Linked DNA regions of Homo sapiens: region 2 is linked to region 1. Evidence: read pairs that join two places in POLR2A ChIA-PET (ENCODE). Cell type or tissue: Panc1. All regions are shown on one strand. Each heading gives the region's core, and the rest is flanking DNA. Links, peaks and the distances in the headings are about the cores only. Region 1 overlaps LINC01599 (long intergenic non-protein coding RNA 1599). Region 2 overlaps SOS2 (SOS Ras/Rho guanine nucleotide exchange factor 2).

What was found. ChIA-PET counts read pairs that join two places held together with the same protein. Peaks named below come from ENCODE experiments on the same cell type or tissue, not always from the same donor. Only the 100,000 strongest peaks of a DNase experiment are listed, where the experiment ranks them.
Region 2: POLR2A ChIA-PET joins it to region 1 with 8 read pairs; 10 of 35 experiments call an interaction of 5 or more read pairs at or near these places.

What each region holds. Positions count from the first base shown.
Region 1 is chr14:50,053,082-50,060,103 of GRCh38, reverse strand. All of the region lies in intron 2 of LINC01599 (long intergenic non-protein coding RNA 1599), which reads left to right. It also overlaps the pseudogene RPS15AP2. Among named protein-coding and RNA genes, the nearest start is that of LINC01599, 48 kb to the left of the region's middle. RefSeq lists enhancers at 3,923-4,042, 4,093-4,152. In Panc1, for the core only: no CTCF peak of the experiment used is centred there; no DNase peak of the experiment used is centred there; H3K27ac peaks cover 2,063 bases.
Region 2 is chr14:50,123,918-50,130,939 of GRCh38, reverse strand. SOS2 (SOS Ras/Rho guanine nucleotide exchange factor 2) reads left to right here. Exons shown (of 23, transcript NM_006939.4): 20 at 178-439; 21 at 938-979. Among named protein-coding and RNA genes, the nearest start is that of VCPKMT, 11 kb to the right of the region's middle. In Panc1, for the core only: no CTCF peak of the experiment used is centred there; no DNase peak of the experiment used is centred there.

The DNA.
Region 1 (7,022 bases), core at 2,093-4,592:
CTTTCAGTTAAGGCTGCCTTCCCTAGTCCCCCTAGTTAGAAACCATTGGCTCATCCTTAACCCTCTGCTGCTCTGCCCTCTCCCTCCCGAGTCTGATTGATTCTCCCTCCTAGCTCTCCCCTCAGTGCCTGGAGTGCATGGGTCTGACCCAATGGGTGGTTGGCAGGGGTAGGAGTGGGAGTTGGGAGGAGCACATGACCCAAGCTGAGCTCATTAGATCCCAGGGTTTTTCTAGCTGCAGCAGGCTCTTTTCTCTCTAGATGCTTGCTGGAAGGCTGGGAATCCAGAGGGGCCTGTGGCCATGCATCTGCAGCCTGGCAAAGCCTGCCTGCAGCAGCGAGGGGACATGCTGCAGGGAGAAGCCATGATGAGTGGTGGAGAGAGACTTCCTGAGGGGACAGAGCTCCCAGTACAGCTGTCCCCAAACCAGGTCCACCCCCTGCCCCCATCCATCCTTCACAGGCCACCAGGATTCTTTTCCATGTTCTCCAACTTTTTGTTTTAAAAAAATCCAACTACAAAGAAGTTGACAGAATAATTCAGTGAATACCTACATACCCTTCACCTAGATTCACCAGTTATTAGCATTTAGTGACAGTTATGTTCTCTTTTTCCCTATATATTCATGTATGTGTGTTTTTTCTGAACCATTTGAAAATAAGTTGCTGATGCCATGACACTTCTCCCCTACATATTTCTGCATGTATTGCCTAAGAATGCGAACATTTTCCCCACAGTCACAATACCGTGATCACATTCAAGAAATTTAACAGGGCTGGGCGCTGTGGCTCATGCCTATAATCCCAGCACTTTGGGAGGCCAAGGCAGGTGGATCACGAGGTCAGGAGTTCAAGACCAGCCTGGCCAACATGAAACCCCATCTGTACTAAAAATACAAAAAATTAGTCAGGCGTGGTGGCAGGCACCTCTAATCCCAGCTACTTGGGAGGCTGAGGCAGGAGAATCGCTTGAAACCAGAAGGCAGAGGTTGCAGTGAGCCAAGATCACGCCACTGCACTCCAGCCTGGTCAATAAGATTGAAACTCTGTCTAAAAAAAAAAGGAAAAAAAAAGAAAAGAAATATTAACAATGATATAATAATATCTAATATTAATATATATCCACATTCAATTTTGCCAAGTGGAATTTGTTTATGGATATAAGATATTATGATAGTTTTTTTTCCCTTTTCAATTCAAGAGCCAATCATGGATAACAAATTGCATTTAGTTGTCTTATCTGTTTAGCCCCCGTAACCTAGAATTGTTTTCCTGTCCTTTTTTATATTTCATCATATTAGCATTTTTTGTATCCTTCAATTTGGATTTGCTTTTTCCTCATGATTAGAGTCATGCTGTATATTTTTAACAGAGATAACACTGGATTCTTTTCAGTGTATCACATTAAGAGACACATGATGTCAGTTATTGGTGTGTTAAGTTTGATCACCTTGTTAAGGTGGTGTCTGCCAGATCTTTTCATTGTAAAGGTACAATTTTCCCTTGATACATGGGAATAATTACATATATATATATCTGTTCTTGTAAAGTGGAAATTAAGTATATGTTCTTATGCTGGTTCCCTTGGCTCCAATTTCCACAGGTCAACATAAAGAAGGCCCAGTTGCACCTGCACACACAGTGGGTTGTGTTAGAGGGGAGGAATGCTGAGCTTAGAGAATCAGCATCTTTTATGATAGGCAATAAGTCTCTGACCTCTTCTGCAGAAGACATTATCTTTCTTATACTAGGCACTAAGCATGCCTGTACTTTGCTCCAAAGGGAGAGTCTTGTCTTCCAAGGCTATTTGCTATTCAAATGCCTTTGGAAAGAGATTCCAGAACAGAGGCAGTGAGTGCTCCTGCTCATAAGACACCCACAAATGCTAGAGACGCATGGAGAACTGTCTCCCAACAGATCCTGAAAAATTATCTTTCTACAACACAATCCAGTCATGTTATTCCCCTGTTGTGGCTGGTGGCCTCCCAATTCCTAGTCTCTGCACCTTCAGTAGCAGAGACCCCCACCTCCCCTGACCCACAGCTGTGCACATGGCTTTCCAGAATTTGGTCTGTGTTTCCCATCTTCTCTCTCAGCAAGGTGTGGCTGTATGATTAAGTTCTGAGCAAGAGGCTTTAAGAATAAGTAAGTGTGCACAACTTCTGTAAAATGCCCTTAAATGATAGTGTGCCTTAAAGGATAGGGAGCACGCCTTTCTCCTTCTCTTTCCTTCTTTGTACAACATAAAGTAGCAACCTCCCTCCTCCAAGGCACTTGCTAATTCTCTCTCTGCCTTGTTTGTTTCCACAGAGGTTACACCATTTGACACACTATTTATTTTGCTTATTTTGTATATTGTCTGTCTCTTCTCACTAGCATGTAAACCCCATGAACAGTGCTGGTGCTAGCATTTTTGTATCTGTTGTTGAAATACTGAAATACTTCTGTACCAGTGGGTGGCTGGTCACTCCCCAAGTCCCTGTGTGCTCCCCATGGCACCTCCCAGCTACCCAGCTGTCTTAGTCTTCTTGGGCTGCCATAATAAAATACCATCGACTAGGTGGCTTCAACAACGGAAATGTATTTTCTCACAGTTCCGGGTCCAAGATCAGGGTGCGAGTTAATCTGGTTCCTGGTGAGGTCTCTCTTCCTGGTTTGCAGGCAGCTGCCTTCCTGCTAAGTGCTCACATGGGGAGGGGGGAGAGAGAGTGAGCATGCTCTCTGGTGTTCCTTCTTCTAAAGGACAGTAGTCCCATCAGAACGAGGCCCCCCACCCTTGTGACCTCACCTAACTCATTACCTCCCTAAAAGCCCCATCTCCAAATACCATTGCCCTGAGGATTAGGACTTCAACATAAGAATTTTGGGAGAAACACAAACATTCAGTCAAGAACAATGAAACAGGCCTTGACTCAAATAGTAGGGGGCTCCCAGGACCCCACATCTGCATGAAGGCCAGTGATGCCCTGATCAATCAGTATGCTATACCCCTGAGGTGTTCAACAAATGCTTGTTGCATGAACGCATGACAGAGCCTAGGATGGCGCCAAGCCATTCCATTGTCCATCCCAAACTCAAGAAGAGCTGGAGTCAGGTTCTTCAGTGAGTAAAAATCAGGGAAATTACCAAGCAGCACTTCTCTGCTATTTTTAAACAAAGGACTTCTTTCCTCAAACCCTTCCTATTCCTATCTCATCCCACCCCGGCGGAAGAGGAAATGACTGAGCAGAAACATAGAAGGGGAATCATTTTTTCCCCCTGAGACAATCCATTACCAGGCCCTTCCCTATATCAATTATAGGATCAGCAAGTGCAGGAGAAGCAACACTGCACGGGTGTGAGTGCCGGGACGGGAACACGCAGGCTACCGTCAGCTCAGAGCCACACACATCTTCTCACTGCCTGGTGTGAGTGCCACACGGGAACACGCGGTCCACCGGCCAGTTCAGAGCCACACACATCTTCTCACTGCACTGTGTGACTGCCGGGATAGGAACATGCGGTCCACTGGCCAGCTCAGAGCCACTCGTAACTTCTCCCTCCCTGCACGGTGTGAGTGCTGGGACAGGAACACACAGGCTAACGTCAGCTCAGAGCCACTCACATCTTCTCGCTGACCTCACCTCTCAGGAGTTCCATTCTGCACCAAGGCGATGGAGCAGTTTAAAAGCCTGTATCTGTCACATTTTTAAATGTGCAAGCCTGGTGAACCAAGTGATTCCTCGTTCTGGGATCTACCTTTGAGAAATGCTCACACGCATGCTCAGGGAGGCATTGCTTCCAACAGCAAAAGCAGTTTAAGTAATCTAGATGTCTAGCAGCAGGGAAACAACTAATGGATGTATTGCTAGAGAACACACTATGGGTGGGGAGACAGGAGGACTGAGGAGGAGAGAGAAGGAGAGGTTTTGGGGCTGAGAGCTTGGTGGGCACGGGCTGCCAGCTGTCCCGGCTTCTGGCAGGCTGCTTGCTGCAGACAAGTGGCCATGGGGAAGTCATCACTCAAGAGCATTCTTGCAGGCTTTGCTGATGCCGATGCACGTGCAGCATGGGAGGAGGTGCAGGCCTGGTTTGACCTAACCATGGGTCCGTCTTTAATCACTATTAAAAGCAGTCATTGCTGCCCTCCCTGGTGGCACTGGAGTACTGAAAGTGTAATGGAAAGAAATTAAACTAAAAGTAATGTCTTAAACCTATTAATTTAGAATGGCCAAAAGGAAAAGAAGCCCACAGGAAAGAACTCTTGCCTTTATTTCCCATTAAATGAGCCAAAGAAAACTCTTTCCTTCAAATGACTGAACCCAGCCATTCTTCTAGCTCTCATTGTTCTCTGGTGTTTGCAAAGGGCACTATCTGGCTGCACGGCTGTGCCAAAGAGCTCTCAGGACAGTCGTTTAACTGAGGAAAACAGCATGGCGGACCCAGTTTTGCTCACCGTGTCTGCAGGGAGTTAATAAGAACTCCAAGAAAAAATAAGTCTGGGCCGAGCGCAGTGGCTCATGCCTGAATTCCCAGCACTTTGGGAGGCCAAGGCGGGTGGATCATTTGAGGTCAGGAGTTCAAGACCAACCTGGCCAACATGGTGAAACCCTGAATCTACTAAAAATACAAAAATTAGCCGGGCATGATGGTGCACGCCTGTAATCCCAGCTACTCAGGAGGCTGAGGCGGGAGAATTGCTTGAACCCGGGACGCAGAGGTTGCAGTGAGCCGAGATCCCACCACTGCACTCCAGCCTGCACTCCAGAGCGAGACTCTTGTCTCAAAAAAAAAAAAAAAAGTCTGGGAAGCACTGGGTTAAAACAAGTAAAATACCAGCCGGGCGTGGTGGCTCACACCTGTAATCCCAGCACTTTGGGAGGCCGAGGTGGGCGGATCACAAGGCCAGGAGATCGAGACCATCCTGGTTAACACGGTGAAACCTTGTCTCTACTAAAGAATTCAAAAAATTAGCGGGCGTGGTGGCGGGTGCCTGTAGTCCCAGCTACTTGGGAGGCTGAGGCAGGAGAATGCCATGAACCCGGGAGGTGGAGCTTGCAGTGAGCTGAGATCACGGCAGTGCACTCCAGCCTGGGTGACAGAGTGAGACTCTGTCTCAAAAAAAAAAAAAAAAAAAAAGAAGTAAAATACCTTTCTTTACAATAGAGCCTTAAACATATTAATGTGCAATGCAAATCTTCAAGAAGGGTATGGAAAACCGTGTTGGTTTCCTGCTCAACATTCCTTGCCGCACGCCTTTGCTGAGAGACCCTCAGTTTTGTTGGTTTATAGCACCTGTGTGTCTCATGGGCTCCTCCCTGGTCCCAGGATGAAATGTTCACAGGTCGGAGCCATTTTCCTTCAGTAACTGCTTTAGTTATAGCCATGTGCTGTGGTCCTGCATGTAACGAATGCAAAGACGATCGGCCCTGGGAACCTCTAGGAAGGATTTCTTGGCTCTTAAAACATGACACAGGATGAGTACTTGCCCCTTCCTGCCTTAGGACATTGTCATGTGAAGACATGGGCTTGGCGCTACTGCAGTCCTGTTGGAATCATGAGGGAAAAGCCAAGAAAATCTCAGAGAAACTGGTCTTGATCTTTGATGCTGTTAAGTTGCTGCATTAACCACCCCAGAATGGCCCTTTGGGTTTGTCACTTTGTAGTTTAGGCCTTAGGGTATCCTGTGATGTTCAGCTCACAGCATCCTGAAACCAAGGGGCACATAAAGTGCTGACAGTGCCCAACCAATTCATCTGACCACAGAAGGTCCCCCCAGACTAGGCCTCTACTGAGAATGCCTTGGGAAAGGCTGACAGAGTGAGGAAGATGGAGGTGAAGGGCAGATGCTCCAGGCTCTACCCTAGGTTCTAAAAATCACGTGAGCACCTGGGCCTCATTTTCAACTGTGTGAAAAGAACGTGCCAACTAAAACAACAGAAGTCAAGCATCTAATACAGTGCATGTCACATGGTAGGTGTGTCATACATGAAGAGCTGTCATTCATCAAATGGAAGTGGGGAGGGGAGGAGTAGTCCAGTTTCCAAGTCTCATTTATGCCTGAGAGATCTTTGTAACTATTCCAAAAATAATAAGTGTTCCTTGACCCCATACCCATTTAGAGAACTCTCTCACCTCATTCAGCAGGAAAAAAGGGAAAATAAAGATTCCACAGATGTCCTAGGCAAGCATGCTAACTCCCGGGCCCCTAGTCCCTCACTCCTCTGCTAGAGCGAGCTGCGACCAACTCCCTGGATGGCCAGAATACTTCTGTGTCTGCTAATGGCTCTGAAACACTCCTCAGTGAGAACGTCCACATGTACTAGATACCCAGTTTGCTGCAGAGGAGAAATCTCCACTCTAGGCACTCATGGGGATGCCAAGGGGATTGAGTTCCTCCTCGTCCAGAGCTCTGGCTGAGACTCAGAGCAGCAGCCGGCAGACAACTGACCTGGGGCTTTGCTCACTCTCTTCTCTCTCTCTCTCTCTCTCTCTCTCTCTCTCTCTCTCTCGGTTTTGTTTATTGAGGGAAGCATTTAATTTGTAATCATGTATTTCATCCCCAGAAAAAGAATCCCAGGGTTTTCTCTCCTCTGTGCCTTTCTCGTGCTTCCTCGTGGTCCATGATGCCAGCTTCAGTCATCAGGTCAATAAAACCAAACTGATGGGATGGAGACTAATCTGCCATTTTTCTAGGTCTTTGAGTTGCACAGTAAATCTGGAGATGATCACTGCACATTTATTTAGCCTGCCTGTGAGGGTCACAACAATTTTCTCAGTTCTAGGATCAACGACGATTTCAAATTTTCCAAAGTTATCAAGCTTCATCATCACAATGAGAAACCAGATGATGATATTGGAGCACAGCCTAATAAGAACCTGGTGTTGGCCAGGCACACTGGCTCATGCCTGTAATCCCAGAAATTTGGGAGGCTGAGGTAGGTGGATCACTTGGGATCAGGAGTTCAATACCAGCCTGGCCAACATGGTGAAACCCCGTCGCTACCAAAAATACAAAAATTAGCCAGGCTTGGTGGTGCATGC
Region 2 (7,022 bases), core at 2,444-4,943, 70 kb before region 1:
CAGTCAAATCCAGAAGATTCTACTAGAATGATACAGGCTGTCATTGCAGACTGAAGGACTGCACGCTTAAGAACTGTATGCTTAAGAACTAATAAGACTAATAAGGTAGCTCTAAGTCACAGAAACAAATTGTTGTCTATGCAAATTTGTGACATTAATTATGTTTGCTTTTCTCAGCCTAGGAAATCAACTTTTTCCTTAAAATCTCCTGGAATAAGGCCTAACACAGGCCGACATGGCTCTACCTCAGGTACTTTACGAGGTCACCCAACACCATTAGAAAGAGAACCATGTAAAATAAGCTTTAGTCGGATTGCTGAAACTGAGCTGGAATCAACAGTGTCAGCACCAACCTCTCCAAATACACCATCTACTCCACCAGTATCTGCTTCTTCAGACCTTAGTGTATTTTTAGATGTGGATCTCAACAGCTCCTGTGGTAAGTATTTGATGTAAACCGCTTGGTAAAAAAGGAATCCTGTGTCTCAGATAATTCTTATCATTTTAATTAGGGAACTATAGAATCCTTTGCAAACTATATTAGTGTGAAAAGTGATATCTAAATGTGAAAATAATGATTAATACAAGAAGTAGAGCATAATTTGTGCATTGTTGATGCATATTATCTTCTAATTTACTCATTCAACAAAGATTTGTTTAGTACCTTTTGGGTCCCACTACCAGTCTAAAGGGAGCAATAGATGATGAATAAGAAAACAAATAGATAAGTTCTGTGATAGAGGGGGAACCACTTAATGCTAAGAAGGAAAACCATTCTAGATACAGAAGGTTCTGAGTTAATTTTTTAAAAAACTAACATGGCAAAAGATGATGATAAAATTCTGCACTGTGTATTACGTATTATTTATGGAAACATTTAAAAAATAATACCTACATGTTACCTTCCTTTTCAAATTAATTTTTCTTATTCCAATAGGCAGCAATAGCATCTTTGCTCCAGTGCTTTTGCCACATTCAAGTAAGTATAATTTAAGTTGATTCTTAATGAAATGACTGTAAAGATAATAATCTGGTTGATTATATTTGAGTATTTTGAGTTTTGGCAATATTAAAGAACAAGAAAAGTTATAAATAAATTTAATTATTTGCTTACAACTGTGTACTACTTAAGCTTCACTATAGTTTATTTTCATCATTTTTTATGATCTGTTCTAAGGGCTGTATGGCCTTGAAGAAATTACTTACCTTCCCCACACTTGTTAAGGATTAAATGAAATAACTGTATAGAACACCTAGCCGGGTGTGGTGGCTCACGCCTGTAATCCCAGCACTTTGGGAGGCCAAGGCAGGTGGATCACGAGGTCAGGAGTTCAAGACCAGCCTGGCCAACATAGTGAAACTCTGTCTCTACTAAAAAATTACAAAAATTAGCCGGATATGGTGGTGCACGCCTGTAGTCCCAGCTACTCAGGAGGCTGAGGCAGGAGAATCACTTGAACCCAGGAAGCAGAGGTTGTGGTGAGCTGAGATCAGGCCACCACACTCCAGCCTGGGCAACGGAGTGAGACTCCATCTCAAAAAAAGAAAACAACAAAACAAACAAACAAAAAAACACCATCTAAAATATTGCTTGGCATAGAATGAATAGTAATTTCATGTCAGTTGTCTTTCTTCCTTACCCTTTTCAAATCATTTTCCCATGGCAATAATATAGTAAATGTTTATCAGGTTCCCGGGATATCCTCAGTCACTTATTTTTTTTTACATCATCTTATTTAATTAAAGCAGTAAATTTTAAGTAAAGCACTATTCTATCATTCCTAATTATTTCATAATTTATAACTTTTAATGCTGTAAACTTTCTTTCTGTGGTCATTTGTTTAAAACAAAATAACTCAAAAATGAACACAGCACCTTTGGGTATAATTCTCTCAATCTGGAGAACATCTGCTTCGAGCATAGTAAAATATATAGTAGCAAGTTTCCCTATCTTATGAGAAAAATAAGCTTAGTCTTTTAAATGTTTAATTTTATATTTTAGGTTAAAAAATTTTTATCTGGCCAGGCACAGTGGCTCATACCTGTAATCCTACCACTTTGGGAGGCTGAGGCAGGAGTATCACTTGAGGTCAGGGCAACATAGCAGTTCAAGACTAGCCTGGGCAACATAGCAAGACCCTGTCCTCCCTACCAAAAAAAAATTTATCAAAGTGACATATTAATAGAATTTAAAAGGGAAATAGTGCTAAGACACTTAAAATGAAATTAACAGTGGTTCTCTACCTCAAGTCTCCCCACTCCTTTTCTTGTTCTCCAAGGACACTTCCACATTTCTAAATGATGTTTTTGTAGTCTCTCTTGAGTCATTAATTTTAGACAATGTTTACTGATCTCCTCTTATGGTGGATGAGAATTTCATGTCTACCCTGCCTATACTTAACCACATTTGGGGCAAATATTATTCACTGCTATGCTTCCTTTCTTGTATAGCTCTGTTTCCTGGAGTTCATAATTGCCTCATTAATGTTTAGATTTGTTTGTTTGTTTAGGTTTGTTTGTATGTTTGTTTAGCACCTTTCCATGCCCTTTCATAGCAGTTTTCCATAAAGTCAGGCAAATCAGGGAACCTAGCAGGGTTTTCCTTTTTCTTTTCTTTTCGTTTCCCTTTCCCTTTCCCTTCTTTCTTTCCTAGAATCTTCCTTCCTGGTGCCTTTTTGTCCCCCGTTCCAGTTTGGACTGGTTGATATTCAGGTATTGACCCTGCTGTCATCCTAGAACTTTCTTTCATTGTCATCCTAGAAATTCCCTTTGCCTCCCTCCTGTGTTGGATCCTTGTTTTTGGATTCCTCATCTTCTTTCTTGATATGCTCCCTGATTTTAATAGGAGTAGCTCCTTTAGTAGCTACGTGAGAAAAGATAATACATATGACTTAAACTTTTTAAGTTATTGCATATATGGAAACCTATTATACCTTTTTTTGTTTATTTTGTGGAAGCCTATTATACATTTAATTGTTAATAGTTTAGCTGGAAATAGAATGTAAAAAATAATTTGACTCAGAATTTTGAACTCATTTTCCTCCACGGTCTTCTGCCTTTCATAATTCCTGCTGAAAAGTCTAATACCATTCATTTACTTACTCAGTACATAATTTTTAAATGCCTGATAATGTGCAGGCACTATTCTAGATGTGAGAGTGATAGCAGTGAATGAAATAGACAAATATCTTTCTCTCAATGATCCTACAGTTTCAATCTTTTTTTAAACTTAGAGCATACTTAACAGTAGCAGAGGACCCAATGTCATACAGAGGGACCCAAATATACAGAGCCTTAAATGAAATAGAAGTTTATTCCTCACAATAGCCAGAGCAAGTAAGCAACTCTGCTCCACTGGGTTTTCCAGCTAAGCAGGGCAATTCAGAATTCTCAAGATGTGACTTCCATCTCTGTCTTGAGTACCTGCTGTAGTTGTTACCATTTTCTGGCTAGCAGGAAGATGGAGGGCAAGGAGCTTTGTTATAAAAACATGATCTGGGCCGGGCGCGGTGGCTCACGACTGTAATCCCAGCACTTTGGGAGACCGAGGCAGACAGATCACCTGAGGTCAGGAGTTTGAGACCAGACTGACCAACATGGTGAAACCCCATCTCTACTAAAAATACAAAAATTAGCTGGGCATAGTGGCGTGTGCCTGTAGTCCCAGCTATTTGGGAGGCTGAGACAGGAGAATTGCTTGAACCCGGGAGGTGGAGGTTGCAGTGATCCAAGATCGTGTCATTGCACTCCAGCCTGGGGCGACAGAGTGAGACTCTGTCTCAAAAAAAAAAAAAAAAAAAAGGAGACCTTCTTAGTTACAAAGGAAGCTAAGAAACGTCTCTAACTAGGTAGCCATTTGCCTTACCAAAATTCATGGGATCCTATTACTAAAAGGAAAAAGGGAAAGGTGTACTGGGAAGCAGCAGGCTCTGCCACAATATGTTGAAGAAACTTTTAAGGCATTCTCTTTATTCTTAATAATCTACAGCTTCACAATGAACTGCATTGATGTGGGTATTTTTTTTTTTCATTTTGTCATCTACTTAATGAGCCCTTTAAATTTAGAGATTCGAGTGTTCGATTTCCAGAAAATGCTTCCTGTTGCTTTGGTAATAATTTTTCCCCCAGCATGTTCTCTGACTCCTTTTGTGGAGCTCCTTTTTCTTATTCTCATACATCCTAGATTGATCCTCCAATTTTCTTGTCTTTTATCACCTCTTGTCCATCTCTTTGTCTTCTTGTTCTGTTTTCCTGGAAGATTTCCTCACTTTATCTTTCAGCTCTTCTATTTATTTTCTTCATCTGTCATAATTTTAAATTTCTAAGAATTCTTTTCAGTTACCTCTGATTGTGCCTTTTTTTAATAGCATCCTATTCTAATTTCATGGATGCACTGTCTTATCTCTCTTAGGATAATAATTATAGTATTTTTAAATTTTATTTTTAATCGACAGATAATTGTATATGTTTATGGGGTACAATCTGATGTTTTGATACATTGTGGAATGATCAAATCAGCTAAGTTGCATATCCAGTGGCTGGGCAGGGTTGGACCAGGAAAGGGGAGACTTTAGTCAATGGATGCAAAGTTTCAGTGACTATAGTTAATAATAATGTATATCTCTGGATAGATAAAAGAGAAGATTTTAAATGTTCTCACCACAAAGAAATGATGAATATTTGAGATGATGAATAATTACAGTATTTTTGAAAAAAAATTTGTTTTGTTTCTAGTGTTGTCTCTTTTCTGACCTCCTTTCTTGTATTAGTTGTAGTCTCTTGTCTTTCATATTGGAGGCTTTCCTTTCTTGTCCAGTAGTATTTCTGTTCATATTTTAGAATGAGGGGGAAACTGATGGGAAGTGCTGTATCTATATCCATGGCACTTATTGACTTGTGGGTTTCACTGTAGAGTGATGGAATGATAATTTTTTACTTAGGAAATCCCCAAATGTTAGAATCTGTAGGCATTTTCTCTAAGAATGTTTAGTTTCTCTAAAGAAGGATCTTTGAATCTTCTGCCTGGGGCAATCTCGCCATGTAGTATGGATATCTGTGTTTTCAGCTCAGACTAGTATCCCAAGTCTGGGGTTTAGATTTTCCGGAGAATAAAACTGCCAGTCTCCTACAGAGGTGGGAATGAGGTCATTGCCTGGCCTCACTAAGTAGGGGAGAGGAGAATGGGGTTCTAACTCTCCCTTATCCAGACTTAACCAAGTCTTCTGTTTTCATGTCCATGCCTTCCTTTGTACCAAATGCCTTTAGCTCCTGAATCCTTATTTGGTTCTGTGGGGCAGATTTGCTGCTGCTTGTCAGTATTACTCTCTGTAGGGTTTCATCTTCCTCCATCTGTCTCCATATACATTATAATCTACCTTCATGAATTAAAGCTTCAGCTTCATATATTTCCTGGCTTTATTGAAGTTTGTTGATATTTCTTATTTTTCTTGTTGTTCTGTGGTGGAAATGTCATTACACTATTAGTTTCTTAGTACTGCCATAACAAAGCACCACAAACTGAGTAGCTTAAAAGAGCAAAAATGTATTGTCCCACAGTTCTGAAGGCCAGAAATCCAAAATCGAGATGTTGGCAGGGCCATGTTTACTCTGAAACTTGGAGAAGAGAATCCTTCCTTGCTTCTTCTACCTTCTGGCATTTGCTGGCAATCCTTGGCATCTCCTGATTTGTAGATGCCTCACTTCAGTCTTTGCCTCCATTGTCATATGGCTGTCTTCTCGCGGTATGTTTCTTTATTTCTTCTCCTCTTCTTATAAAGACACTGGTCATGTCATATTGGATTTGGATCCATTTTAATGACCTCATCCTAACTTCATTACATCTGCAAAGACTATATTCCAAATAAGGTCACAATTATAGGTACTAGGTTATGGGACTTCATCATATCTTTGGGGGAACACAATTCAACCCATAACACTGTGCCATCGTAGAAGTAGGAATTCTAGACATTATTTTGAATGGTAGTAAAATACATTTTCCATATAAGAAAATTTTACATTTTGAAATTTAATAGAAAATTGAGAATAACTGCATTAAATTCTGAATATTCTAAAATAAATCCCCAAAGAAAATAAAATATTCATAGCAAGTATGAAAAGTACTCAGATGAAATGAGAAAAATGGCAAGACTCCATTCACAATGAACATGGGTACTTCACATCAAAGGAAGTATACCTTGTAAAGAAACATAGATAATTATAGATAGTTCAGCATCATTAGAAATCTGAGGAATTTTACACAATAGTGAGTTGCCATTTTAGTCTTTTGAATTAATGTATTTTTTTTTGTTTTAGTACGAGCAAGCCTATGGTAAAAGGCACATTACTTATCCCCATGTAAATTGGTATATTAGTATAACCCTTTTGGAATCTGAATACAACATATCAAACCATAAAAATGTTCACACCCTTTGATGTTACTGATTCAGTAGATAATTGAATACTTAGTTTGTACCAGTTACCCTGCTAAGCACAAGAGATTCAGTGGCAAACAAGAAAGACAACGCCTCTGCCTTTTATTTATACAAAATACCCAATAAATGTTTGGAAAAAGTTACATGCATGAAGATTCATCCTACTGTCTCGTCTTTTCTTCCACTTCACTTGTCACTGCTTGGTCTCTCTTGCTGGTTCCTCCTCACCTTCCCAAACTATTGACATTGGAAGGCCTTAGGACTCAGTTTCTGGACCTCTTCTCACTCACTTGGTTGTTCAGTCTTGTATCGTTTACATGATGATAATTCCCAAGTTTATATCTAGCCAGAACCTCTCTTCTGACTTCTAGACTCATATATTTAATTACCCATTTAACATCTCCAGTTGGATATCTAATAGGAATCTCAAACCTTACCTGTCTGAAACTGAGCTTCTTATTATCCCCTCCAAAGTTGTTCCTCTCACTGCCTCCTCATCTCCATTCTAATTACAAGCATCCAGTTACTTAGGCTAAAAATAGTGTAATAGAAGTATCTTTTACTTCTCTCCCTTTCTCACACGCCAAATGT